Linked DNA regions of Homo sapiens: all the other regions are linked to region 1. Evidence: chromatin contacts called from ENCODE Hi-C or POLR2A ChIA-PET data. All regions are on one chromosome and are shown on one strand. The core of a region is the stretch at or near the end of the contact, and the rest is flanking DNA. Distances in the headings are between cores, read along the strand shown. Region 1 holds the start of C12orf75 (chromosome 12 open reading frame 75). Region 2 overlaps CHST11 (carbohydrate sulfotransferase 11). Region 3 overlaps CHST11 (carbohydrate sulfotransferase 11). Region 4 overlaps CHST11 (carbohydrate sulfotransferase 11). Region 5 holds the start of CHST11 (carbohydrate sulfotransferase 11). Region 6 overlaps CHST11 (carbohydrate sulfotransferase 11).

Region 1 (4,151 bases), core at 413-2,912:
CTAGAAGTCAACTAAAAAATGCCTTTATTTATCCAAGAATTAATTATCCTCTCAGCACATGGCTACCACAGCTAATTTTCAAATGGAGAATGCTGTATATTTTGCATCCTGAATGATAGAACGCACCATTGCCTCAAAGGCCATGTTCAAAAACCTGCCAAGTCCTTGATTCTGGTTCATATTTTTATTTTTATGTAAACACAACAGTATGGTTTCAGGGAAGTCTGTTTTTTTTTTGTTTTGTTTTGTTTTTTTGAGACAGAATCTCGCTTTGTCACCCAGGCTTGAGTGCAGTGGTGCTATCTCGGCCCACTGCAACCTCCACCTCTCAGGTTCAAGTGATTCTCTTGCCTCAGCCTCTTAAGTAGCTGGGATTACAGGTGTATGCCACCACACCCAATTAATCTTTGTATTTTTAGTAGAGACAGGGTTTCACCATGTTAGGCTGGTCTCGAACTCCTGACCTCGTGATCCGCCCGTGTCAGCCTCCCAAAGTGCTAGTTTACAGGTGTAAGCTACCATGCCTGGCCTTAGGCAAGTCTTTTAACTAGCATCCCAGCATCCTCTGGGACTCTATGGCACCTGTATTCCTCTGTTAACATTCCTTCTATATTGTAATTAATTTATTTTAATCTATCTGCCTGGTTAGACTGTCTCCCACATATTTGTATCCCCGGAACTTAACAAAGGACTTGGCACAGGCTAGGCTCCCTACAAATATTAAGTGAATTTAAAATGGAGCTTTAATTCCTGGCTTGAAGTCACCTCACAAAACATTTAGTGAGTCTGTATTACAAGCCAGGAGGACGCTATGAAAAATCAGATAGTCTTTCCCTTTAAGGAATTTGTATTCATTTCTATTAGAGTTAATAATAATAATGATAATAGCTGATATTTACTAAAGATAGGGAACTTTGTTAGGTACTTTATATGTACCTGAGTTACTGTCATTTTATAGGTGAAACAAGGGATGTACCCAATGGGTTAAGTTACTTTCCTGAGGTCACGCAGCTATCACGGGGCAGAACGAAGACTTTAACTCAGACAGTCTGACTGCAGTAACGCTGGCCCAACTATCATGTTGAAACGTACAGCACCGTGCCCATCCACAGTTCTCTCATTTATCAGAGAGGAGGTCCTGAATCCAAGTTATTGAAATCGTTGCAGACATTTGTTTTAAAGAGGAATAGGTCAAGATGACCAATCTGGGGAAGAACTTTTGCCAGGCAGTGCGTATGGGGAACAGAGCTGCGTTGGCCTTCTGTTAAAGCAGCTGGGGATTTCGGTTTTGGCTTCAGACCTGCACAACATTCAGTCAATAGCATTTATTGGGCGTCCACTGTGCAGGGTGCCCCCTGCTACTTCCTCTCCTCCCCACATCCTGGGGCAGGGAGGGGAAGTGAGGAAAGAAAAGCAAAGACAAGGCGAGGAGGATGCTGAGGGTGGGCAGGTGGGCACCCCCACCCCGCTGCGCCGGCCACGCCCCTTGCCGCTCCCTCGCCCCGGGGCCCACTTTAAACTCCCGCCCCTCGTAATAACGACCAATGGCCGACCGCGAAGCGCGCAGGAGGCTGGGGATTGGCCAGTGCCGAGGTTGCTGGGGCGACGGGTGGGTCCGGCGGGTCCCCGGGCGGGGCGGGGCCGGGGCGAGGGGTGCCGGGTGGTTTCCGCCCGGCAGCCCGCAGCCCGCTGCGCCCCGGGCCGCGTCTCCCGGCGGTGGGAGGGGGCGGCCCCCACTCGGTTCCTGGCCCCTCGCGGCCCCGTCAGCCTCCCGCTCGGGGTGCGCCGCCCTTCGTCTGGGTCTCCGCCCCCAGGACCCGCGGCCGAGAGCTCCGGAGCGCGGCTTCCCCGGCCGGCTGCGCGATGGGCTGCGGGAACTCCACCGCCACCAGCGCGGGCGCGGGCCAAGGTGAGTCCGGCGGGAGGCGGGGGCCGGCGGGGGCGGGCGGGAGAGGCGGCGGGAAGGAAGGGTGCAGGGATCTTGGGTGGGGGGCGCGCAGCCCCCTCTCCCCGTCCCCATTTTCGGGACAGGAGCAGACCGCCCGTTTCTGGAAAGACCGAAAGCGTGGCAAGTCCCCCGCGCGGGGGCGGTTGCGCCTGGAGCAGTCGAGCCTGCGGGGCGTCTCTGCCGAGGGAGCGCGGGGAGGACTGTCGCGGGCTCCCCTGCAGCCGCCGGGGCTCACCTGCAGCTGGCGGGTCTCAGGGCTCTCCTGGGGGAGAGGATTCCCGGACGTGGTCCCCGGCCGCTCCCCCACCTCCCACACTTGCTCCTCCAGGCCTCTCCCCCATCTCCTCGGAACCAAGGCGCTGCACCTGGAAAAGTGCAGCAGAGCAAGACAGGACTTTTCGGGCAGTGGTGGTGGGGCAGGAAGCGGGGAAGGGTGGGAGTGGGGTTGGGGAGAACTAGAAGCAGAGCTGCAAAAACGCATCTGTGTCTGCCTTGATGCCGAAGACCGGCTGGGCTGCTCTTAGGATTTCTCTGAGAAGCTGCAGCAGTAAGGATGTTTTACATATGTGAGACAGAGCTTTATTATTAACAGTCTGTTAAGATACTTTTCATTAAACACACACACACACACACACACACACACACACAAATAGAAACTTCTTTTTATACCACTTCATGTTGATTGGCAGGCAAGGTCTTCTAGCTTCCCCGGGCCAGCCAGGCTTTGTGTCAAGTGACTTTTGCCAAAACTCACCCTTCTATTTCACCCTGCCTATGTCTCGGGATTTAAGGTACCCTGGATCTGTTTTGAGTAATAACTGCTGACCTATTTCAGTGTCCTTTTGGATAAAGAGCTCCTATCTCCTCCAATTGAAGTCAACCAGATGCCACATCCTAGCCTAACCAGCAAATGCAAACAGCAGTCAGAGGCTGCGGTATTTCCTAGGCGGCTGTGGAGGCCCTGGCAATGACTTTGTAACCTTGGGCCTGTCACATCCCTTAACCCAGACGCCGGTAAAAAATGGAGTTTAAGACTCAATTTGAGTCTTGAATTAAATCCTGTCCTGGTGACAATGCAGAGAGCCACAGGAGAGCGAACTTTTTAGATTCATTTAACAGTGGGGAAGGTTAGTGTAGCACCTTATGCTAATGAGGGCAGACGGGCTTCAAACCTGCCTGTGGCCAGAAAGCTCTGCTTGTATGAAACAATGTCAGGGCCACACCCCGCACTCAAATTGTGTCTCAGTCTACTAGGTACTGTGGCCGTATGCAATCCACTGCATGTGTAGCCTACTTAAAAAAGGTGAAGAAAAGTTATCCACATTAAAAAAAATTGTAGGAAGGATTTGTAGCAGATTTCCCTTAAAATGAGGCTAGTTTCATGCATGTACATTTTGATTTATTAATGAACTGCTTGTCAGTTTTAGGGATGGGGAGGGGGTACCATTGCCAAATGAAAATCAGAATGATGGACCAGGCGCAGTGACTCATGCCTGTGTAATCCCAGCACTTTGGGAGGCTGGGGTGGGTGGATCATCTGAGCTCAGGAACTCGAGACCAGTGTAACCAACATGGTGAAACCCAGTCTCTACTAAAAATACAAAATTAGCTGGGCGTGGTGGCGCCTGCTTGTAATCCCAGCTATTTGGGAGGCTGAGGCACGAGAATTGCTTGAACCTGGGAGGCGGAGGTTGCAGTGAGCTGAGATCGCACCATTGCACTCCAACCTGGGCAACAAGAGTGGAACTCCGCTCCATCTAAAAAAAAAAAAAAAGAAAAGAAAAGAAAATAGAAAGATGGTAAGGTATGATGAGCTAGCTCTAAAATGTTAATGTAAAAATCAAATTTGGGGGGAAAATATGATTTCTTGGGGAAATATGATTATCTTTATGAATATTTGATTGACTTTTTCCCTAGGAGCATCTCTCTTATCACCTAAAGGGAAGTCATATTGAAAAAAAAAAAAAAAGCTACCGAAAGAGTAGTTTGAGGAGCAGCCTCACTTTTGTTTGTGGACAGTGCATGTGAGAGCATGCTATTCTCTCCTCCAGCTTGCTGTTTGCCAAAAATTACTTTTTGTTCAGAGGAGAGAAGGATATTGAGTGCAGATTCAAAACATGCAGGAGACAACATGATGAGCAGGGAGTTATTGCATCACCTCTTTGATGGATATGCCCTTGTCTTGGAGAAGCCATTCCCAAAC
Region 2 (3,796 bases), core at 1,046-3,545, 850 kb before region 1:
ATGTAATATGTACACATGTAGTATATACACATATGTGAATAATATATACATATGTTATACACACATATAATATATACACATATATGTAAGATATGTAATATATGTGTGTATATATATTTACAAAGATGAAATCGTCAGGCTTACAGTGTATTTTGCTTTTTCCATGTAGCACCGAATCATGGGCATTTTCTCATGTCATTCAGTTTTCTCTGACAACACTGTAATATTCCATCAGATGGATGTATTTTCATTTTGCCATTCTCCTTTGTTGAATATTTTTGAGAAAGATTTTCCCTTTTAAAAAAATGCCGTTTTTTTTGTAAACTAAACTTTTGTCTGAGTTTCTTAATGTCCCTTTCAGATAAAATTTCAGAGGGGCAATTCAGAGGTTATAAACCTTTGAAGGCTCTTGATAAGTGTAACCAAATTATTTTCTAGAAGATTGTATCTATTGATGCTCCAACCAGCAGTGTGTGAATATGTCCATCTTACTATATCCCAGCTCCTTTGATTAAGCTGTCATCCAGATTCCTGATGGAGCCTTCCTCTATCTCAACATTCATGCTTGCATTGAGTTTTTGGTCCATACTAGATTATAGGCTTCTGGAGGCCACAAACTGTGTCCCCAGTCCCTGGCGTATGACAGACTTGTAATAAAATAAATGTTTGTTGCATACATGCTTGCATGTCTGAATGAATGAGCCAAGGAAGGTAAGGAGAGGTTTCACTTGATCTGGGAAGAGAACAGAACTTTCTTCAGATGTCACAAAGTATCTTATTAATGGGCTTCCAGGGATAGGGGGATTCATGAATGGACAAGTAGCTTGCTGTAAAGCCACCTCCATACCCTCAGTGCCTGTCCAAGAGTCCTATAATAGATCATCCTTAGGATTCAAATTCAATGAAAAGATACATTTTCACTGCTACTCACTAGGTACCCATTACAGGTGTTAAATCATTTAGTCTTCTCCACAGCCTGGCGAGGAGAACTGGCCTCATCCTCATTTTTAGGTGGGACTCAGAGAAGTTTTGTAATTAACTTAAAGTAACCCAGCTAGTAGTTGGTGGAGCTCGGATGCCCTGGCTCATCTGACTCAAAGTGCTCTAATAAGAACTTCTCTCTGCAAAGCGTGGGCTGGCATCTGCGAGAAAAATTTCTTTTTGTGATTTAGGAGGAAAAACATATGGAGAAACCCTATTGTCTGAATGCTGCGTCTCTCCCTAATTCATGTGTTGAAACCTAATCCCCAATATGAGGCTCTTAGAAGGTGGTGGTCTTTGGGACGTGATTAGGTCATGAGGGAGCCCTCATGAATGGGATTAGTGCCCTTATAAAAGAGACCCCAGAGAGACCCTCACCTCTTGTGCCATGGGAGGACACAGTGAGAACCAGGAAGTGGGACCTTTCCAGACACCAAATCTGCCAGTGCCTCGATCTTGGACTTTCCAGCCTCCAGAACTGTTTGAGCAATAAATTTCTGTAGTTTACAAGCCACCTAGTGCAGGATATTTTGATATAGCAGTCCAAATGGACTAAGACAAGGAACGATCCTTGAGCTGAAAGGAAAATGAACAATTGCTCTGCAGTTGGAAAGACACAATGATAGCTCTAGGAGGCATTGTGCACTCAATTGTCCTCAACTGATTGGAGAAAGGAATTCAGTTATGAGGAAGTTCATTTAGTGAGAAGGTCTAAGAGCTCTTCACATGTCTCCTATGACTCTAAGAAGGGTGATGGCTGGCAGCACCCTGAGAATGAAGCCTCTCCAGGGAGCTGTGTGTTGATGGGGCTCTCAAGTTTGGGAAGCAACCCCCCTAACAGGAAGTGGGGGTGGGAGACAGGGAGAGAAAAACCAAAGCAAACCCATAACTCAAACTGTATCTTTCTTCTTGCAAAAGTGAAAGACATTGCTGATCGTTACACACACACACACAAACACACACGGCAGATGGAGCTTCCTGTGTAGTATTTCTGTTACTTATATCTCCAGAAGGAAGGCCTGGGTATATTTTAATTTTATTATTTTCTTTTCTTAAACATTAAAAAAATGATTTCCACTAGCCCATACCAGAGACCCCAAAATACACTGTAAGTAAAAATGTGATGTTTGCCACGTGAATGCAGTGCCAGCACCTCTCTTCCACCAGGTCCACGTCCCTAAGCCTTTTTATATCTGAATTCTGGAGTCTCCACTGACCCCTTCCCCATAGTCTCTTTTATGTACACCCTGACTTCCCAGCAGCAGAGTGCCGAGATGGAAGCGGATGAGGGGAAGTGAGAATAAGTCTAAAATAGCTGTCTATTAGGTTTCCTGTTAAGTAGGATGTGGTCAGTTAGCTTCGGTTATCTGTAAGTCTAGTTCAGGCTGTTCCTGTTAACAGCTGAGTATTCACGGGGCCCCAGAGCATGGAGGTGCTTGCCTGGGAAGGAAAGCAATTATCAGAAATGTTGGGGCCCAGTCACTACCTTGAGGAAAACCGGTGGGATTTAGCCTTTTGGGAAATAAAGGTGGTGTTCCCTGTGGCCATCAGCAGCAGTGGCAGGCAATTTCAAGAGCTTCAGGAGGTGACTGGAACCATCTAGTCTCTGGTCATTTGGGGGATGAGATGACATGGTTTGGTTCTTAACACATAGTGGGAGAGGCAGTGAACTGGTGCCTTCATTCTAGGGGGTTATTGAAAAGGAGGTTTTTAAAACTGGAAATGACAACATGGAAGGAGCCTTTAAACAGTGCATGTCCAAGGCATGTCCAAGGAAAAGCCGTTTTCAAAAGAGTCACCTGTCTTTACTTGGCATTTCCAAACTTGCCTCAGATATCTTTCTGAGGGACTCTTAACGTATTGGTAGAAATTGGATGCAACTCCTTCCTTTCCCAACCCAACTCAAATTGGTTTAAGCAAAAAAAAAGGGCCCCCCCTTTTTTTTGGCTCAGGGAACTGAGCCAAACTCAGTGTGGCAGAGACCAAGCACCCTAGCATGTGATTGTTCATGCTGTGTCTGTCTCCTCATGGTGGCAAGATGGCTGCCTGCGGTTCCAGCCTCCATCCTAGCCTTTCAGCAGTCCCAGTAGAAAGAGAGAGTACTTCTTTTTTCCAGCAGTTTCCACAAAAGTTCTGGAATGTAAAGTTCTTAAGGGCAGGGATTTTTATATTTTGTTTACTGTCATCCCCAGCTCCTAGAACGGTGCCTGTCCTACAGCAAGTGTTCAGTAAAAATCTGTTGAGTGAGCAAATCTCATTGGTGTGGCCGGGATCACATGCCCAGTTTGAGAGTAAGGTTGGGAGTGAGAGAAAGAAAACTGGAGATGCTCTTATCCAAGACAGGCATCAGATCTTGTTTTTCTGATGAATAACAACCAAGAGAGGCAAGAGGTAAAAAATATATAATTAGATTTTAAAAAGTCTTGCACTCTTAGGTAGTAGGTAGTATGCTAGGAAGTTTTTTGCCACTAGGAAAACCTATTTGGACTGAAAATGGCCGCATGAACTTTTGATTCTGTTTACCTCCTGTTGCTAGAAGACAAATGTGTTCCTATGGCTTGAAGAAGCCACAGGACATATTTTTCTCATGTATGCATGCCACTTGTTGAAGATGGCTCACCACCATGTCTGCCTTCCTGCCAGTGGGAAGAGGGAGAGAGGTCCAGCGGAGGGCATTCCCCTTGGATCCATCACTTTTGCTTAAATCTCACTTAGCTCCAGCCATTTATGTCTGTGGGGGAGGCTGGGAAAGGTAGTCTTCATTCCGTGTGGTCATGTGCTAAACTTGTGTTTTCTTTATTCTAAAGGAAGACAG
Region 3 (4,248 bases), core at 875-3,374, 630 kb before region 1:
GTTGGGAGCACAGAGAAGGGCCCCTGATTTGGTCTCTGGGGGTCAGGGAGGGCTTCCTGGAGGAGGCGACAACTAAGATGAGATTGATGGATAAGTAGGAGTTAGCCAAAGTGAAGTACATAGTGGTGAGAGCTGAGATGGAATGGATACCAAGGCCTCAATCTAGAGATTAGGCCTCTGGGCTCGGGCACACCCCTACTCTCTGGGACCGCTTATATAAAATGAGATACAGTTTACATCAAGGATCTGTCACTTTTTCTTAAAAAGTCAGATAGTAAATATTTTAGATTCTGTGGGCCAAGAGGCAATATCAAGGATATTACATAGGAACTTGTATAGTTACTTAAAACAAAACCATGTAAAAATATGAAAATTATTCTTAGCTCCAGGACCATATTAAAACAGGCAGCTAACTGGATTTGGCCCGCACATTTATCTCAAAGTTTGTGGTCTTACCCAGCTTTATGGCATATCTATTCATCAGAAAGCTTTGCCAGGTATTGTATAGACCATGGGGCAGGGGGTAGCTTGTATCATGGACGTACCTACATTAAAAGCCCCCAAGAGCCAGCAAAAACCCATATTCAAACCTACCTCCACTCTCCAGCCGCAGTCCAGCCCCAGCCAAGCCACTTAACCTCTCTGAATCTGTTTCCTGATCCTGTGGAATGTGGGTAATAGCACTGCTTCTCAGGGCTGCTGTTAGCTGCCTTCTCATTCCTCTTACTCAGCATTCATCAAACACTTATCCTGCACTGGGCGCTGCACCAGGCCCCGGAGTTCAAAGGTGGCCAAGATGCCACTTTTGAAAAAAATGTTTTTTGAATGTGTTTTTTGGTTTTGTTTTGTTTTTGTGGTCATTTTCTTAAAAAACCTGGGTGTGGTCAAGAGCACAGCCCCCTGTTTTGACGCTGCATTAGTGGAGGGAATGAGTTTAACGAAGCGGGTGACTTCACCTGGGTCACCTGCCAGGATTCTATCTGGGGTCACAGTTACTTCAATAAAGTGAAGCAGGAACGAGGCAGAGGGGACATGGGCCTTTGTGAGAATGAACGATGGAAACTCTTTGAACTCCTGGGATAGAAAGGCCAAGCTGTCACTAGAGCTGTTCGTGATGGGAGAGTGATTAAAGCTCGTTGGAGTTTCCTGCCTTCTTCTGGCATCAGAACTTTATGCCTGCTCTGTGTTCGGAACCAGTGCAGCTCCGAGTCCTGAGCTTTGACGTGGGAATCAGATTTCCCTGGGCCTGAGTCAGATTCTGGGCCCCACAGAAGTCAGTGGCTCCCATTTGGCTGAGGGGGTTCCCACCGGACCCTTTGCTGGGTAGAAAACACAGCAGCCAAGAAAGATCTGTTGGTCCTTGAGTCAGCTGTTGAGAAATGGAGCCACAGGGGATGCTGGGGGGTTCTCCGAAGCTTGACACCCTGCCTTCAGATCCTGGCATCATCATTTGGCAGGAACACGTGTGGCCTTTCACAAGCAACAGGATTTCTTTGAGCCTCAGCTGTCCCATCTGTAAGATGGACATGGTGTTGCCTTCCCAACTGGCTTGCCCTGAGACTAAATTTGGAAATTGCCAACATTCCTCGAATGCTCCTTATGTGCCAGCTATTGTGGGGAGGGCCTCAGCTCAGCCCCCTCCAAGGCCTGATAGTTTGAAGGCACTGAGGTAGAGGTTTTGTGTCTGTTCCTAGAATTAGGCAGTTTGGTTCCAGAATCAACATCCTTAACCATTAGATGACACTGTCTGTGAAGAGAAAGAAAACTCATGAAAACACAATTCACAACACAATGAGTGTGTGTGTGTGTGTGTGTGTGTGTGTATGTGTCCTTGTGGTTTGCTTATTGAACAAGCATTTCCTGAGCACCTACTTTGTGCAAAGCCATGGAAACATAAAGATGACTAAGGCACAGTTCCCAGCTGCAAGCGGGGAGCTTCCAGACATTTCTATCTTACCTCAGAGCTAGTGATAAGAATAGGTTCCCTCACTCTCACTTCCACCCAGCATGTGCCTTAGCTTACAATTGATAGATTTTTTTAATTCTGTGACCACAGAGCTCTTTGCCAGAAATGGGGGCGGGGGAAATCCATTACCCAGAAGCGGCCCCAGCTCCCCCTTCACAGCCCTCCTTTCTTGTGGGTAGCTGGCATTGCCACGTACAGAGTAACTTGGACGTGACGCTTCACCGTGAAGTCACACTCCTGGCCTGCTGGGAACAGTGGGGCAGCCCTGGAGGAGCCAACCCGATGAATAACGTTATTGGAGGTGTCCATATAAAGAGGACCTTGTGTAAATAAATGATGTGACCCTCCCACCCCCACTTTGGCAGGGCTGCGGAGCTGAGAAAGGGAAGCACAGGAAATGTGTTTATTTTGCCTTTGCTGAGCAGTCGTTCTGAGGGTACACAATGCAACATTAAACCCCAGGGGAGCCTCCTAGGTATGTTAACTCGCCATCTGCATGCTCCCTTTGCTGTGCAAAGAGCACAGAAATGGTTTCCAAGCCTTCTGTTTGGCTCCCACCCACCCTACCTTTTTTCTTTTTTCCTTTTGTCTACTTGGGAAATTTTTGAAGATAAAGTGCAGCAGATGATATAATAAACACTTTTTACTCACCATCCTGAATTCACAAATGTAACATTGTGGCATATTTGCTTCAGATCTTTTATAGATCTGCCTATATAATAGAAATAAACCATCAGGGTCAGGCACGGTGGCTCACGCCTGTAATCGCAGCACTTTGGGAGGCTGAGGCGGGCGGATTACTTGAGGTCAGGAATTCAAGACCAGCCTGGCCAACATGGTGAAACCCCGACTCTGCTAAAAATACAAAAAAAAAAAAAAAAAAAAAAAAACATAGCTGGGCGTGGTGGTGCACACCTGTACACCTGTACTCCCAGCTACATGGGAGGCTGAGGCAGGAGAATTGCTTGAACCGGGAAGGCAGAGGTTGAAGTGAGCCGAGATCACGGTACTGCACTCCAGCCTGAGCAACAGAGTGAGACTCGGTCTCAAAAAAAGAATAAAATAAAATAAACAAACCATCACCAAGGTAGAAATCTCTTTTGAATCTCCTCTTCTCCCCTTCATCCCTGCCTCTCAACCTCTTATGAATTTACAATATAAATTCCAGTGTTTGTTTTATACTGTGACTCCTATATCTGGACCCAGATACAATATGCAACACAGGTTTATGTTTTCATAATTTATGTAGGTGCTATCATACTGAATATATTACTCTTCAATTTGCCTGTTCTGTACAACTATGTGTTTTGATGTCCAGCCCTGTGGATCCCTCAGTCTGTTCCAATTACTGTATCATGTTCCATCATATGATTATATTGCATTCTATTTATGTATCTACCTATAGGTAGACAGATAAATTGCTTCCATTTTTTTATCATTATGAATAACATTGATCAAAGCATCCTGGTGCATGTCTGCCTTCAGATGCACAAGTATAAGTGTGTCCCTATAGTGTGTGTCTCAGGACACCCGCCAGCAGTGGATGGGGACCCCGATTTCCCTGGGTCCTCCTCACTGCTTCGTGTTGACATATTGTGATAGTTAATTTTTTGTGACAATGTGACTGGATTAAGGGATGCCCAGATAACTGGTAAAACATTATTTCTGGGTGTGTCTGTGAGGGTGTTTCTGGAAGAGATTAGTCTTTGAATCAGTAGACTGAGTAAAGAAGAGCTTCCTCTCCAGTGTGGCCGGGCATCCTTCCAATCACTTGAGGCCTTGGATCAAACAAAAAGGTGGAGGAAGGGCCAATTCTCTCTTTTCTTGAGCTGGGACGTCGGAGCTCCTGGTTCTCCGGCCCTCGTATCCAGACTGAATCTCACCACCAGCTTTCCTGGTTCTCCAGCTTGCCAATGACATATCATGGGACTTCACAGCCTCCATAATCACACGAGTCAATTTCCATAATAAACCTCCTCTTATATATGTCTTATATATCCTACTGATTCTGTTCCTCTGGAGCACCCTAACACACAGATGTTTTGTATTTCTTCCCAACTAAGTGGCCTCTCCATTGAAAAAAATAAGAAAATTTAAAACAAGGAGCTTGCTCAGAAGTGGCATGACCTGCCCATGAAAAGGAATGCTTTGTAAATCCCAGAGTTCAACATCATCTTTCCTCAGGGCTCCTGGAGATTCTGGACTCAGGAGCACTTTTCTTTTCTTTTCCTGGGACCATGCACAGTGGCATGGCATGTCAGCCTTTGCCAAGTAAAGGGCGA
Region 4 (4,218 bases), core at 698-3,197, 660 kb before region 1:
GCCTGGCTTTTCCGTTTTGTCAGTTGATTCACCTTCAGTCAGGAATAATAGCCAATCCCTCAAAAGGTGGCAAGAGAACTGAGTTGATGCATATCAAATACTTGTGCTTAGCACATAGAAATTGCTCAACTCAACAAATGTTAGTTTAGAGGAGGCCCTTAATAAATCTAAGTTCCCTTTTCCCCTCTCGCTTTCCTAAAGCTTCACCTAAGCCAACAGCTGGACAGAGGCGGAAGCTTGCCAAGAGAGTCAGAAGAATCTGGACTCCACACCGCCTGCTGCAGGGCCTGCTGGCCTCACAGGGAGAGGGAGGAAGGGGGGTCCACCCTGGCCAGGTGCACTCTGGTGAGAGCAGCCCACAGAGGCCTTGTGGTCTCCCAACTTCCTCAGTCCTTAGGATGCTAACAGGGCTGTAGCAGAGCGAGTCCTCAAAACCAAGGGGCTTCCCCACCACTCTGAATCCACCAGCAATCTCTGCCTCTGCACGGCACCCAGGGCAGGGTGGTCCTTCCCCGCTTTTCTATTCCAGACCGTCCATGAACTGCCTCCATTTCCTCCACCCACCCCCAACATAGCCTCCTTCATGGAGCATATACACATGTGCAAGTGCATATGTTCAGACCCACACACACACACACTCACACTCATACACACTCACACAAACACATCCATACACACATGCACTCACACTTACACACACACTCCCACACATACACACCCACACATGCACTCACACTCATACACACACTCCCACACAAACACATCCATACACACGCACTCACACTCATGCACACTCTCCCACACATACCCACACACACACAAATATACTCTCACACATACCCCTGCATACACACACATCATACATACACACCACATATACACACACACTCCCACACATACCCCTCACATACACAAACCAATACACACCCACACATACACTCTCACACACACCCCACATAAACACACACCCACACATACATTCTCACACACACTCCCACACATACCCCCCACACCTATACATATACACCAACAGAAACACACACATACATACATGCACATACATGCACACTCACACACACACTCTTTTCCAGCTTTGTGTTTCTGCTTCTGCCTTTTCAGTTTCTTTGATTTCCCACATATGGATTTCCTGCCCTGCCTTCTGAGGGTGTTGGGCAGGTGAGAAGCCCTAAGATCATGTTCAGAGCTGAAAACATAATCACCAGATTGGAATACTGGAGATGAGATGGTAGAGAATGGCTAGTTTTAGCTTTTCTCATTAACACGGGGTGGGAGCAGATGACCTTTTCCTTTTAGCTGACAGCTAGTCTGCTGGCCATGGGCACACCCTCCTCCGCAAAGCCTCTTGTGATCTCCAGTCTGACTGGACACGGCTTCTTGCTGCGCCCGTGATCCTAAGCATGGGGTGTGGGTGGTAGGGAAAAGCCTGGAGCAGGGCTGCTTGGTTGAAATCTTGGCTCTGCAAGTTATTTGGTTTTGCTGTGCCTTCATTTCCCCATTTGCAGAGTGGGGTCAGTATTTGCCCTGATTCTTAGGGTTGTTAAGAATATTCGATGAGGAGAGCCACATCAAGTGCTTGGAATGCCTGTCTACTGATCATTACTGTTACCAGCGCGATCATGGTTTTGATCATGGAAGCTCTTAGCCCACTGCACTGTGATCGGTCTAGGAAGTCCTGTCGCTTCCCCCACAGGTTTCGCAGCAAACGGGCCAGGACAGTTATCTCAGGCAGCCTAGAGAACGCCTACAGTGTGAGCAAAGCCACTGTTTAAAGTGAGGTGATACTTTATTCACCAAAGATTCCTTTACTTACAGAAAGTCCCCCTTGAACTTATGATTTGAATTTTAGACATTTTACCCAATCTCTATCTTTCTCTCTCTTTTTCTCTCTCTCTCTGTCTCTCTCTCCTCCCCGCCCCCAGCCCTCTTCTTGCATAATGTGAGAAGAGGCTTTCAACAGCCAAATGGAAACCCCCTTTGTCACCTTGTAGGCGTGTGGCATTGGGACACTGAAGTTAGCAAATCGGCCAGTGACTCATCAGTTTCCTCTCCATAACTGGGGTGTGGTTGGGGGATGGGGCAAAACTGGCACTTGGCAGGAGGCCTTGGCACAGTTCCCAGGCAGCATTCCTTCTGACCCGTCAGTGACCATGTCCTACCCATTAAGGAATATTGTAATGATCAGCCCTGGAGGAAGGAGCATTAAGATTTCTGCTCTGACTTCAGATGTTTTGATACAATTTGGGTAGCTCGAGTTCTCCATCCCTGACAATGAAAATGCCCAGGAATGTCAGGGAAGCGCGTTTTCTGGAAACCTACCTCCCTGAGACCTGTCTGGCCTGCACAGGGGGGTGGACCGTGTGGGAGAGAGGGGATTGTCCCTCTCTCCCCAAGGTCAGCTCTGGCTTGCGGAGTAATGGCTCGTGTGAGTGATGTGTGTGCAGGACTCCATTAGGGGCCCGGCTGTCCAGCTGTCTTGTGGCAAGTGTCTTTGCAGAGAGGGGCGAAAGGAGCAGATAGCTCCAGAAATGGAGAATAAAGAGACCATTGCTTTCTGCTTTCTGGCAAATTCTGCCAAAATACTGCAGAGAATGAAAAACTTTGAAGGAAAACCCCTTTATCAGCTATCCCATGCCTTGTGGCCATTGATTCCACGAGCAGGTGTTTCTGAGAGCTGGAAGCTGGCCTGGCCCTGGCCTCTTTCAGGAATAGAACATGTGAGGATGGTTGGCTTCACCACCTCCAAAGGGACCTCGGGAGGAGTAACCTCCCAATGGGGCAAGATTACTCACCATGACGGGCAGCTCAGTGCATGGCAACAAGCGTATGCTCTGCTGGGCAGCCTTCTTGGCTGGAAAACTGGCTCGTGATTCTGACTGTGACTCTCCCTCCTACACTTTCCAAGCCAAGAGCCTCCCCCAGATTTCACATGCCTCCCGCATGGCACCTCTGTTCTCCTGCTGCCACCACTCAGACACCCAGGCGTGAGGATTACTCTGAAACCCTGATGCTTGGCCATACCTGCCCCACCATTTCTGAGGCTGCCATAATGAATCACCACAGACCAGGTGGCTTAAAACAACAGAAATGTATTCTTTCCCAGTTCTGGAGGCCAGAAGTCCAAAATCAAGGTGTCAGCAAAGCTGTACTCCCTCTGGAGACTCTAAGGGAAGATTTATTATTTGCCTCTCCCAGTTGCCAAACTCCTTGGCTTGGGGCCCCATCTCTCTGCTCCATGTACACGTTGCTGCCCCCTCTTCTGTCTTCTTTTTTGTCTCTTATAAAGACACGTCATTAATATTTAGGGCCTACCCACACACTCCAGGATAATCTCAAGATCCTTAGCTTAATCACATCTGCAAAGACCGTTTATCCAGAGAAGGTCACATTCCCAGATTCTGGGAATTTGGATGTGGACCTATCTTTTGGGGAGGTACCATTCAGCCTACTGTACCTGTTAATGGAATGGTTTGTTACATGGATTAACACTGACTTGAGGCTTTCTAGGGTGAGCCTAGAGCATTTTCTCAAAAATACACATGTGGTGACACCTATTTTTAGCTATTTGACTTGGACAAGTAACTTACCCTCTTTGGGCCTCAGTTTCTTCACCTGTAAAATGGGAATGATAATAGTACCTACCCATAGGTTTGTTATGAGCATTAAATGAGTTCATGTAAGTACAGTGCTTCGAGTGCTATCTGGCAATTAGCAAAGCACTCCATAAATATCAACCATTCTTATGGTGATTATCATCATGGCATCATAATCATCATTGGAAGCTACCCCAGGCAATGAGACTGTCCTAGACAACTCATTTAACATGTAGCACAGCACATTCACAAACCGTTTGTTTCGACTTTTCGACCTACTTAAAATCACTTGGAATTTGTTGCCGTGTGACCTTGGGCAAGTTCCTTAACCTCTCTGAGTCTGGCAGAACATTCCCTGGAAGGGCTGCTGAAAGATTAAATGTGGTCAGCCTCGTGACACATGTTCTGCATCAATCCACGTTGGCTGAGCAGTGAGAAGGCAGCATGTTACAGTCTTGCCTCTCCACAGACGTTGGTGGCATCTTTCTTCCCTGCCCGTGTCTTTATGGCTGCTCGGTTTTCCTCTGCTGTCAGCTCTCCCGGCCTCTGTTGAATGGCCTGCACTTAGTTTTAGTCGATTTCCTCCCCTGAGTCTGATTTCTCTGCA
Region 5 (4,443 bases), core at 104-2,603, 870 kb before region 1:
CTTGTTCAGCCTGGCTTCCTTGAGCAAGCAACTTATTCACAGGTAAGTCCAAATTAATACAGCGCACACCGGCTACATAAATATTGTGCTTTGATTGTCTTCTGTAATCAAAGGCAAGGCTGCTGAGTTTGTTACTTTCCCCACCATGCAACTGCTGGAGGAGAACTCTGGGGGAAGGGAACTGAGGTTGCCCAGGTGGTTTTTGTTGCATGTGTCTAACTGCAAGTTGTGTCTCTGTCTATCGAGGGGAGGATAAGGCCCATTACATTCAGATTCAATAAGAATTTATCAAATGCCTATTTTGTGAGAGGCATTGAAAGACACAGTATCTTATTTCATTTTTAATTGAATTAGTAATGACTTGATAAGGCACAAAGGTTAGTCTAACTAACATTTTTTTTTTCCCTGACATACGAGTGATCCCTACACTATTGGCTGTGTCCACTTTATTGATTGTGAAACAGCCTAAATGCATGGAATTGGAAACTGGAAGTCATTCTACACAATACAAGAAAGCAGCACCATCTTTCCATGTACCTGCCAGTGCTATGGCTGGCTTGGCTTTTCCAGCAGTTTTCTGGACTTGGTTGAGGTGGCTTCCTAGGGGCATTTTCTCACCCCCTCCCAGCTAAGACTGCTGTTAATTTTGAATAATTTGGAGGATGCTCTACCCTTTGGGGTAGCAGAGTTTTGCAACCCACAGATCCCTTTTGCCTTGAGGAATGGTGGTGATGGTGGGTGTCAGAGATTCTGTCTGTATAAGTCCCCGGGAAAGCTCAGCTGTCGCCTGACCCGAGGGTCGTGCAGTTTCCTTAACCCTGACTTTAAGTCAGCCCTCTTTAACCCCGACTCCCAAGCTGGGCTGTCCTTTGAAAGAAAAACGAAACCGCCCAGTTCTGAGCGTCGGAAAATGGGCACTCGCTCCCTGGGGGTTTGGGGCAACTTCCCCGCTACGTCGCCCAGGGATTTTAAATAATTGCCAGCCACCAGAAACCCCCTAACCCTTAATTCTTCCCTCCGAGACCCAGCCCGCTGCTTGCCACTTCCCTCTCCAAACGCTGGCGGGGGTGGGTGGCAGCACCGAGGCGATTTTCTTCGTCTTTTTTTCCTCCGGGTTTTGTCATGGAAACGCTGACACAACCTCCAGACGGCGGCCGAGCCCGGCCGGGGACTGAGGGCTTTTGGGACCCTGCGGGAGCGCGGCGCGCACACCGCACTCCCCGGGCAACAGCTGGACGCGACCATATCCCGGGTAGGGGCGGGGGGAGCGCGACGCTCCGCCCCGGCGCTAGGGTCCCTCCCTCCTCCCGGCTCTCCGCAGGCGCCCTCCCCTCGCCGGGGGCCGCGAGTTGCATTTGGTAAAACCCAGCCCCGGAATATATAGATCGTTGGAGCGCAATGAAGTAGCCTTTGGAGAGAAGGGAGAGGGCCCGTCGGACAGCCACAGCGGCCAGCGCAGCGGCAGCGGCGGCGGCACCACCATCACCGCTCGCACCCCAGCCGCCCGGCCCGCGACCAGGCAGCGGCGGCCGCCGGCGGGATCGGAGGAGGCGGCGGAGCGGCGAGGAGGAGGAGCAGGAGCGCGCAGCCAGCGGGTCCACGCATCTCAGCACTTCCAGACCAACTCCGGCACCTTCCACACCCCTGCCCGGGCTGGGGGCTCCGAGAGCGGCCGCGAAGCGACTCCGATCCTCCCTCTGAGCCTTGCTCAGCTCTGCCCCGCGCCTCCCGGGCTCCGGTCCGCGCGGCGGGGTCCCTGCTCCTGCGCCCCGGGCGCGCTTCCCGGACACCCCGGTCCCCGCAGCCAGGACAAAGCCATGAAGCCAGCGCTGCTGGAAGTGATGAGGATGAACAGAATCTGCCGGATGGTGCTGGCCACTTGCTTGGGATCCTTTATCCTGGTCATCTTCTATTTCCAAAGTATGTTGCACCCAGGTAGGGGGCGCGTTAGCGTGGTTTTGTTGGATATTTTCTTCTCTCTCGCGCTCTAGCTCGCTCCGCCTGATTTCTGCCTCTTCCAACCCTACCTCTCCGCCTTCGGCCTCTTCGGGGCTCCTGGCTGCCCAGAGCTCCTGGCTGCCCAGATCTACCCGGGTCACCGCGTCGGGATGGGGAGGAGAAGGGAAGGTGTGCTTCGCCCTCTTCTTCCTACCGGCTCCGGGCTGGAGGATGGGACCAGGAGGGGCGGTAGTTTTTTTTTTTTTTTTTTTCTTCTTCTTTTTTTCTTTGTGTCCCTTGTCTGTCTGTCTGCGAGGTAGCAGGGAAACGGAGAGGTGTGGGAAGCAACCGGGGGTGAGGGGCTGGTTTGAGGAGAACGAAACTCCCTCCCTGCTGCTGCCGAGGTCGGAGGATGAAAGAGTTACCCGGAGCCGGCTGCTCTGCGCCCGGGCGAGCCGCCTCTTCCTGGTTGCCGGGCCGGGGGCGAAGGGTGTACGCCCCGGCGAGGTTGCGAGTCCCTGCAGCAGGCTGGGAGCCCGGGACTGGGCTCCCACGTGTCCCGGGCTCCGCGCAGAGCTGAGCAGGTGTGGAGAGTGGTCGGGTGCCCAGCGTTGCCCCTCCACCACGCGCCGGCCGTTTGCCCCCGGGGTCCGGCTCCGCAGTGACCTTGCGGCTGGTGCCCCGGGGCCTGCTCCAGCCCCCAGCCCTGAGCTGGAAACTCCGAGCTCCTGGGTCACGCCTTGACCACTGCAGTTTTGGAGGAAACTTTGGCCAGGTCCTGGGCTGACCGTCCGTTTGCATCCCCCACTTCTGGGATCCGAGCAACGGGAATCCCCCGGGCGGCGTGGGAATGAACCCCATTCCTCCGGTCCCTTGTGGCTCAGGCAAAGTTCCACGTCCGAAATCTGGACTGGGGGAGGGACGAGGCTCGTCGCTTCCTAGGGGTGCGAGGGAAAGTTTGGGTTCTGGAGAGGGAGGGGCGCCCTCGAGCGCGGCGGCCGGGGGTGAGCAGCTCGGCTGCGAAGCCCAACAGGTAGAACGTTCCGAGAAGCCTTCCGGGTAACGCGGGTCTCCCCGCCAAGCCGTGGCTCCCCTGCTCCCTTTTACCCTCCCTTAGCAGCCCCCTGCCGGGCCACGTTGGCTCAGAAATCCATTTTCTACGCCTCCGAGTTGCCTTTCTCAGCGTAGTCACAGCAATAATTTGCTTTTCTAATTGCAAGGAGGAGGGAGGTGGAAACGCATTTCCTTCCAGGGAAGTGGGGTTGGTGTTTTTCATTTTTGCCTCCCGCCTTCTCCTTTCACTGTGTATCTAACACTTTAAACAGACGCAGTCCCGAATTCATCAAGCCTGCGTTTGGGTCGATGGCAGAGGAATAAAGCTGTTCTTTCCATCAAACAGGCAGGGCTGCAGGCTGCAGATTCCTTGACAGCGCAGGGACAGACGGCCCCTTTGCCCCACTCGGTCTGGAGCAGTTGTTAAGGCAGCCACACTGCCAAGGATATGGTCCGACTCTACCACATGTAACCTCAGGACGTCCGAGCCAGCCCTGTTAAAGATGGCTTTTGTTTGCAGCTGGGTATTTTTAGTTTAATGTCAGCAAACTACAGCGGTGTTTGTCTCCTCACCCAAACCTGCGGTTGTGAAACTTATAAAGGAATTTAAAAATGGACCTGGCTTGCATTCCGGCAGGCAGGCCTTGGTTGCAGTGGGCAGGGCCAGACAGCCAGGGGTATCTCAGAGTGCCAAGCTCCAGGGCCCACCGGAGACCGGGCCAGACTCACCCCAGAGCGCCAGGGGACTGGTGGTGTACAGATACACTCGGGTTCAAACAGTTTAAACAAGGGGCCGGTGATTTGGTCTAGACTCTAGAGCTGTGTTCAGGTTTCGCTGGGACCGTGAATGCCAGTAATGCTCTGTACGAATGCCCAGAACACGGATGAGTGTCAGCCTTCAGCAGGAATGCGCTTGAGCTTCTGTGTACCTGTTAATTGCCCAGGGAAATACAATTGTCATGGAATTCTTTGTGAGAATTGGGAAATAACTTTCTAGCCAAAGATACTAGAAAGAAACTTCCAACTTGTAATTGTCACTTTGTGAAAATTTCCAGCCCTTGTTAGTCTTAAGTTGACTTGAAAGTGACATCATATCTTTTCAGCCTAGCCTTTTGGAAGAGGCAGAGAACCTTTTCTAAGCTTGTGCTGAAAAAGATCCTCTGTCGATGATCCTGCCCCATCCTTTATGTCCCCCTCTAGTCCTATTTTCTCCCATTGTTTATTATTTAGATCTCTATAAATATACTTTTCTGATATTTCCCTCCAGTCCATAGCAAATACTACTTTCAAAACATTGTGTTGAATGTAGAATTACAGATAGTTCAGTTGAAAGGCCTTCCTTATTTCAGATTACTTACAGTCCACAAAAGCTCTGTGTCAACAGTTTATCATTACACGGGGCATAAAAATATACTTTCAAATCTACATTAAACATTTTCTTTTTGAGGGGTT
Region 6 (4,044 bases), core at 446-2,945, 750 kb before region 1:
TGGAGAATTGAGTCATCGGCTTTCTGGCGTGGTTTATTCTGTCCCAGAATCCCTAAGTCCTGTCTGATACTATTTAGTCACTGTCCTTGCAGTGTGAAAAGTGATTCACATGTAAGCCATGGAAAGCGCTCAGCAAGCTCTCTGAGACAGGAATTCTTGAGGAGGCAAAAGCCAACAGTGTTAATTGGAGATAGAGAGATAGGAATTCTTGAGGAGGCTGTGAAAAGCCAACAGTGTTAATTGGAGATAGACTGCCATGTGAGAGCCAAACCCCTCATGTTCTCAGGTAAAAGCTAGGAAAATGTTAGGCTCTTGTGACATGCAGTTGTCTCAGCTTCAAAGCTGGATTAATTAACTCACGTAATGCAAAATGTTTGTTGAGGGCCTATTTTGGGCCTGGTCCTACTCAAAGTAGCAACAAAAAGCAACTTGATGCTGTCTTTGACCAGAAGAAGCCATGAGAAGGTGCCCAGGTACTTATCAAAGGGCTTGGTTACATGCCCCTGTTTCCTTGTTACCCTTAAGCAATGAGAGAGAGATGCTTGAAGAAGAGCAGAAGCTCTGCTTGCTCTTTAAGCTTGGCGAGGGTTGGGTCTGTTTCCCCTCCTCCATTCCTGGGCTCCTAGTACCATGTGGTTGCTCAGTGAATATCTGCTCTTTCTTTTTAGCCTTCATGTGGGAGGCAGTTGTTGTGTAGAGGGAATAAGACTAGACTTGGGTCCAATTTACCTGGGTTGAAGTCTTTGCCCCACCACTTTGCTCTTGTCCCTGGACAAGTCACTTGATGTTGCCCAGCCTCCATTTTTGTTGCATCAATAGAGTGGAGATGCCAGCGATTGATCTTGTGACCTTGGGGGCATCACTTAACCTCCCTGACCTTGGATTTCTCATCTTTAAAATGAGGGACACTGAAGATGAGTGTGGAGCACATGTCGGAACAGACAATGAAACAGGCATTCGTTATTATCATTCCCATGTCAGAAATGGGCTACTATCTTACTGTTTTATCTCAAATGTAATTTCAAGAGAATGATACATGGTAACGTGGGTAACTTTCATTTGTCAATGTGTGGATGCGCCGCCCCTCTCCCCGGGGTGTATTCCTCAGCAGCCCGGCAGGGGAGGGCACATCCACACATTGCCTGCTTTAAATCTGTTGCCCGCTCTAATTGTGTAGACCCACTACACCCAACCAGCTTGTATCCCACAGATGGAAGGTAATTTGAATAACTGTTTAAGCCAAAATGTAATTGGAGATAAAAGCTAAATGTCTAAGGTCTAGCAGTATCAAGATGACCAGAAGTGATGCATTGGATCCTCTGCTGCTTCTGAATCATCTGGGTTAATTACCGTACTCTCCACCAGCTTTGGTCATCAAGGAGCACACAGAATCATTGCTTATAATTGAAGACTGTGGACAATGATCACATAAGATCATCCCTAAGTTACCAGTCCCTTTTATTCTAATGGACATTTGAAGAAAAAGGCCTGAACTTTCAATAAAAGCGTCGTCTTTTTGCTTTCAAGGCCCTTCAGCTAGTTCATTAGGGGATTGAAGCCAGACATCATTTGTGACTTTCCCCCTACATTTGGGGAATGGGGGATAGAATATCTTTTGTGGTTTTTGTTTACAAGAAGGAAGATTTCAGGCTTGAGCTGGAGTACGAAAGGAAATTGAAACTAAAGATTGGGTTCTGGATTTGACTAAAGTTTCTAATATTGTTCAGCCACAATAAAGCCAAAAGCGTTCACTGTATGCTCTGGCTGATATAGTAAAGCATGGGCATTTAAGAAAAGGGTTAATTAGGTCAATTAGATTAGATGTTAGGCTGCCTGTTTCTAAATACCATGGGATGTAATTTATTTCAGTGGAGCTTTAAGCCCTCATGCATGGTAGACATGTCGATTATGGATAAATTAAAGGCAAAATAAATGAATATTCAGTATGTCAGACACAATCAGAGAATGGTAGAAAAATATGTAACTTAACTTTCAACCTCTATAACAGCTAGGATTGTGCCCCATGCAAAGCTTCCTGGAAGTTTGGGAGCCCAATTTTTTCTCTCTACTTGTTGTAATTTACTTCTAGGATATAGCTGGGCCAGGAGGATTTTGTCAAGAAATGGGTGCTCAGTCTTCTGAGGCTCCATACTTCAGTTGGAAGGAAGGGGAATTTTCATATTTCTTGTTTTCTTTTTTTGTAGAGACGGGGTTTCAAGTCCAGGCTGGTCTTGAACTCCTGGCCTCAAGCAATCCTCCTGCCTTGGCTTCCCAAAGTGCTGGGATTAAAAGCATGAGCCACTGCACCTAGCCTGGGTTTTCATATTTCTTATAATTGTCTCAGAACTTTCAGTTCCAATACACTCATCGTGAAAAGCAAGTGAAGCCTTGAATATTGATGTTTATTGAGATCAGGACAAAGTGAAAGGCAAAAATCTGAGTGCCTTTTCTGCCTTTTCTGGTGTTTTTCTGGCCCTCCTGTTCTGTCCTGATTTCTGTCCCTGAACTCCTGACCTTGGACATGCAGGAGCTACTTCTCCCATCAGCCTTTTCTGAGTAGAACCTCTGATAAATGGATGCTTCTTGCATCCTTATCCTTGAGGACTTTGGACTCTGATCCCAAGGGTGTTGGCCTTCATTAGCTTCAGGGTGTTGACTTGCATTAGCTTCTGCTGGGGGAACAACCTCAAGCTTGGCCAGGTGGCAGATATCTGGAAGTCTTCATGACATACTAATATTTGTTGAGATATTAGTACTATCTATGTTTATATATGTATATCTGTGTTTATGATTCAAGCACAGCTGTGTCAACTGTTTAACAAAGTTTTATGGGAGAAAGCTTGATAATTGAGGAAAATTTATCCCTATTTATTTATTTGAACCACAACTTCTTGTAGTTTTTCAGACTTTGAGAAAGCTGGTTATGATTTGATGTAGTGGCCAAACATTGTCGAGTGACTGGAAACCGTTGATTTAAAGGAACACTGCCTGGGATTTCTGGCCTCAGTGAGGGCTGAGGCAGTTATTTGGTGGGCAGGAGGGTGGGGAGGGTCTTTCTGGGTACTGCTGAAGACCCACTACCTCTGTCTAACCTGACAGAGACTTCCCCAGCTGTTCATGACATCCAGGGCAGTGACCTTGGCTGTGTGAGGAGTGGCTCGGGCACAGGTGGTCTCAAAGGGCCTGTTACCCTGGAGCTGCCTCCCTGCATCTTAGCAAGCCTCAGAAGGCACAGGGCATTTTGATGCTGTGGCACTTTGCCATTTGAATTTGAGGAGATTTGTCTTGGCTTGGAAAACAAAGCATTCAACTTGTAGCAAACTAAAAGAAAAAGGAAGAGAAGTTGAGAACAAACACTCCATCCAGGAGTTTGGGCTTTGAGATGGGGATGGGGATGGGACGGAGGGAGGTGGAAAGGAAGTAAGGGATGCACTACGTCATTATCGTCAGCATCATCATTCTATCCTTATTTCATCCAGTCTAAGAAGACTATGGTTGTAGGATGCATCCTTATTTGCGAGAAATTGAAATATGGAAATGTGCGCCTGAGAGTTGTGGCAGCCAATGCACTCAGTGCTTTCCGCTCATGTCCTCCTCTTAATAACTTTATCAGGCAGGTTCTCTCATTATTTCCATCTTATTGGTGAGCAAACTGAGATGCAGGGGGTTAAGAAGCTTGCAGAAGATCACTCTGCTGGCCAGTGGAGGGGCCAGGATTTGAGGCAGGAATTCTAACACCCTTAGAGCCTACCCTTGGCTACAGTGCTCTGCTCCTGAGCAATGAAATCAGCGTTGGGGTAGTCATGTGTGTGTGCGTGTGTTTGTGCTTGAAGACTTTGATGTCAGCATTTTGACCAGATGTGTCAGACAGATATGTTGCCCCTGCCCCATCACCTTTACTGAGTTACTTAAACCCCAGGCCCCTGTTTTCATGTTATTATCTTTACTAAGGGATGCAACTGGAGTTTAAGTTCTTTCTGTGCATTTCACGTCCCCTCTGCACGCCCTTCTCATGGGGCCAATCACTGTTGGGAACACTCAGAG

Evidence for each region. Hi-C counts contacts between places; a loop is a spot of excess contacts on that map. ChIA-PET counts read pairs that join two places held with the same protein, here RNA polymerase II (POLR2A). Pooled maps may share reads with other maps.
Region 2: a loop to region 1 is called in a map of OCI-LY7, with 3 times the contacts of the local background. The contact joins the enhancer-like site here to the promoter of C12orf75 in region 1. A Hi-C loop is called at or near these places in 1 of 168 maps with a recorded cell type or tissue (OCI-LY7), 3 of 37 single-sample maps with no recorded cell type and 3 of 50 pooled maps. POLR2A ChIA-PET finds 5 or more read pairs at or near these places in 1 of 52 experiments (activated CD4-positive, alpha-beta T cell).
Region 3: a pooled map shows a loop between it and region 1 (2.0-fold over the local background). The contact joins the enhancer-like site here to the promoter of C12orf75 in region 1. A Hi-C loop is called at or near these places in 2 of 37 single-sample maps with no recorded cell type and 7 of 50 pooled maps. POLR2A ChIA-PET finds 5 or more read pairs at or near these places in 1 of 52 experiments (activated CD8-positive, alpha-beta memory T cell).
Region 4: a pooled map shows a loop between it and region 1 (4-fold over the local background). The contact joins the enhancer-like site here to the promoter of C12orf75 in region 1. A Hi-C loop is called at or near these places in 2 of 37 single-sample maps with no recorded cell type and 8 of 50 pooled maps. POLR2A ChIA-PET finds 5 or more read pairs at or near these places in 1 of 52 experiments (activated CD8-positive, alpha-beta memory T cell).
Region 5: a loop to region 1 is called in a pooled map, with 8 times the contacts of the local background. The contact joins the promoter of CHST11 here to the promoter of C12orf75 in region 1. A Hi-C loop is called at or near these places in 1 of 37 single-sample maps with no recorded cell type and 9 of 50 pooled maps. POLR2A ChIA-PET finds 5 or more read pairs at or near these places in 2 of 52 experiments (T-cell and activated CD4-positive, alpha-beta T cell).
Region 6: a pooled map shows a loop between it and region 1 (4-fold over the local background). The contact joins the enhancer-like site here to the promoter of C12orf75 in region 1. A Hi-C loop is called at or near these places in 2 of 37 single-sample maps with no recorded cell type and 4 of 50 pooled maps.

The regions. Positions count from the first base shown.
Region 1 is chr12:105,329,029-105,333,179 of GRCh38, forward strand. C12orf75 (chromosome 12 open reading frame 75) reads left to right here and starts at 1,663. Exons shown (of 6, transcript NM_001145199.2): 1 at 1,663-1,909. The coding sequence starts at 1,864. RefSeq lists silencers at 1,299-1,958, 1,989-2,088 and an enhancer at 2,745-3,288.
Region 2 is chr12:104,476,261-104,480,056 of GRCh38, forward strand. All of the region lies in intron 1 of CHST11 (carbohydrate sulfotransferase 11), which reads left to right. Among named protein-coding and RNA genes, the nearest start is that of CHST11, 21 kb to the left of the region's middle. RefSeq lists an enhancer at 2,461-2,510. Within about 2 kb of position 2,296, at least 10 of the 41 ENCODE cell types and tissues checked have a DNase peak (open chromatin) inside an H3K27ac peak, as active enhancers do; they include OCI-LY7, where a contact is called at or near this core.
Region 3 is chr12:104,693,652-104,697,899 of GRCh38, forward strand. The region is part of intron 2 of CHST11 (carbohydrate sulfotransferase 11); the gene reads left to right. Among named protein-coding and RNA genes, the nearest start is that of MIR3922, 100 kb to the left of the region's middle. RefSeq lists an enhancer at 2,071-2,210. Within about 2 kb of position 2,125, at least 8 of the 41 ENCODE cell types and tissues checked have a DNase peak (open chromatin) inside an H3K27ac peak, as active enhancers do.
Region 4 is chr12:104,669,849-104,674,066 of GRCh38, forward strand. The region is part of intron 2 of CHST11 (carbohydrate sulfotransferase 11); the gene reads left to right. Among named protein-coding and RNA genes, the nearest start is that of MIR3922, 80 kb to the left of the region's middle. RefSeq lists an enhancer at 1,563-2,167. Within about 2 kb of position 1,948, at least 31 of the 41 ENCODE cell types and tissues checked have a DNase peak (open chromatin) inside an H3K27ac peak, as active enhancers do.
Region 5 is chr12:104,455,595-104,460,037 of GRCh38, forward strand. CHST11 (carbohydrate sulfotransferase 11) reads left to right here and starts at 1,354. Exons shown (of 3, transcript NM_018413.6): 1 at 1,354-1,935. The coding sequence starts at 1,818. RefSeq lists enhancers at 1,023-1,072, 1,093-1,172, 2,093-2,142 and silencers at 1,243-1,372, 1,453-1,622, 1,663-1,942, 2,533-2,672, 2,833-2,892.
Region 6 is chr12:104,578,579-104,582,622 of GRCh38, forward strand. All of the region lies in intron 1 of CHST11 (carbohydrate sulfotransferase 11), which reads left to right. Among named protein-coding and RNA genes, the nearest start is that of MIR3922, 11 kb to the right of the region's middle. RefSeq lists an enhancer at 1,537-1,646. Within about 2 kb of position 1,696, at least 3 of the 41 ENCODE cell types and tissues checked have a DNase peak (open chromatin) inside an H3K27ac peak, as active enhancers do.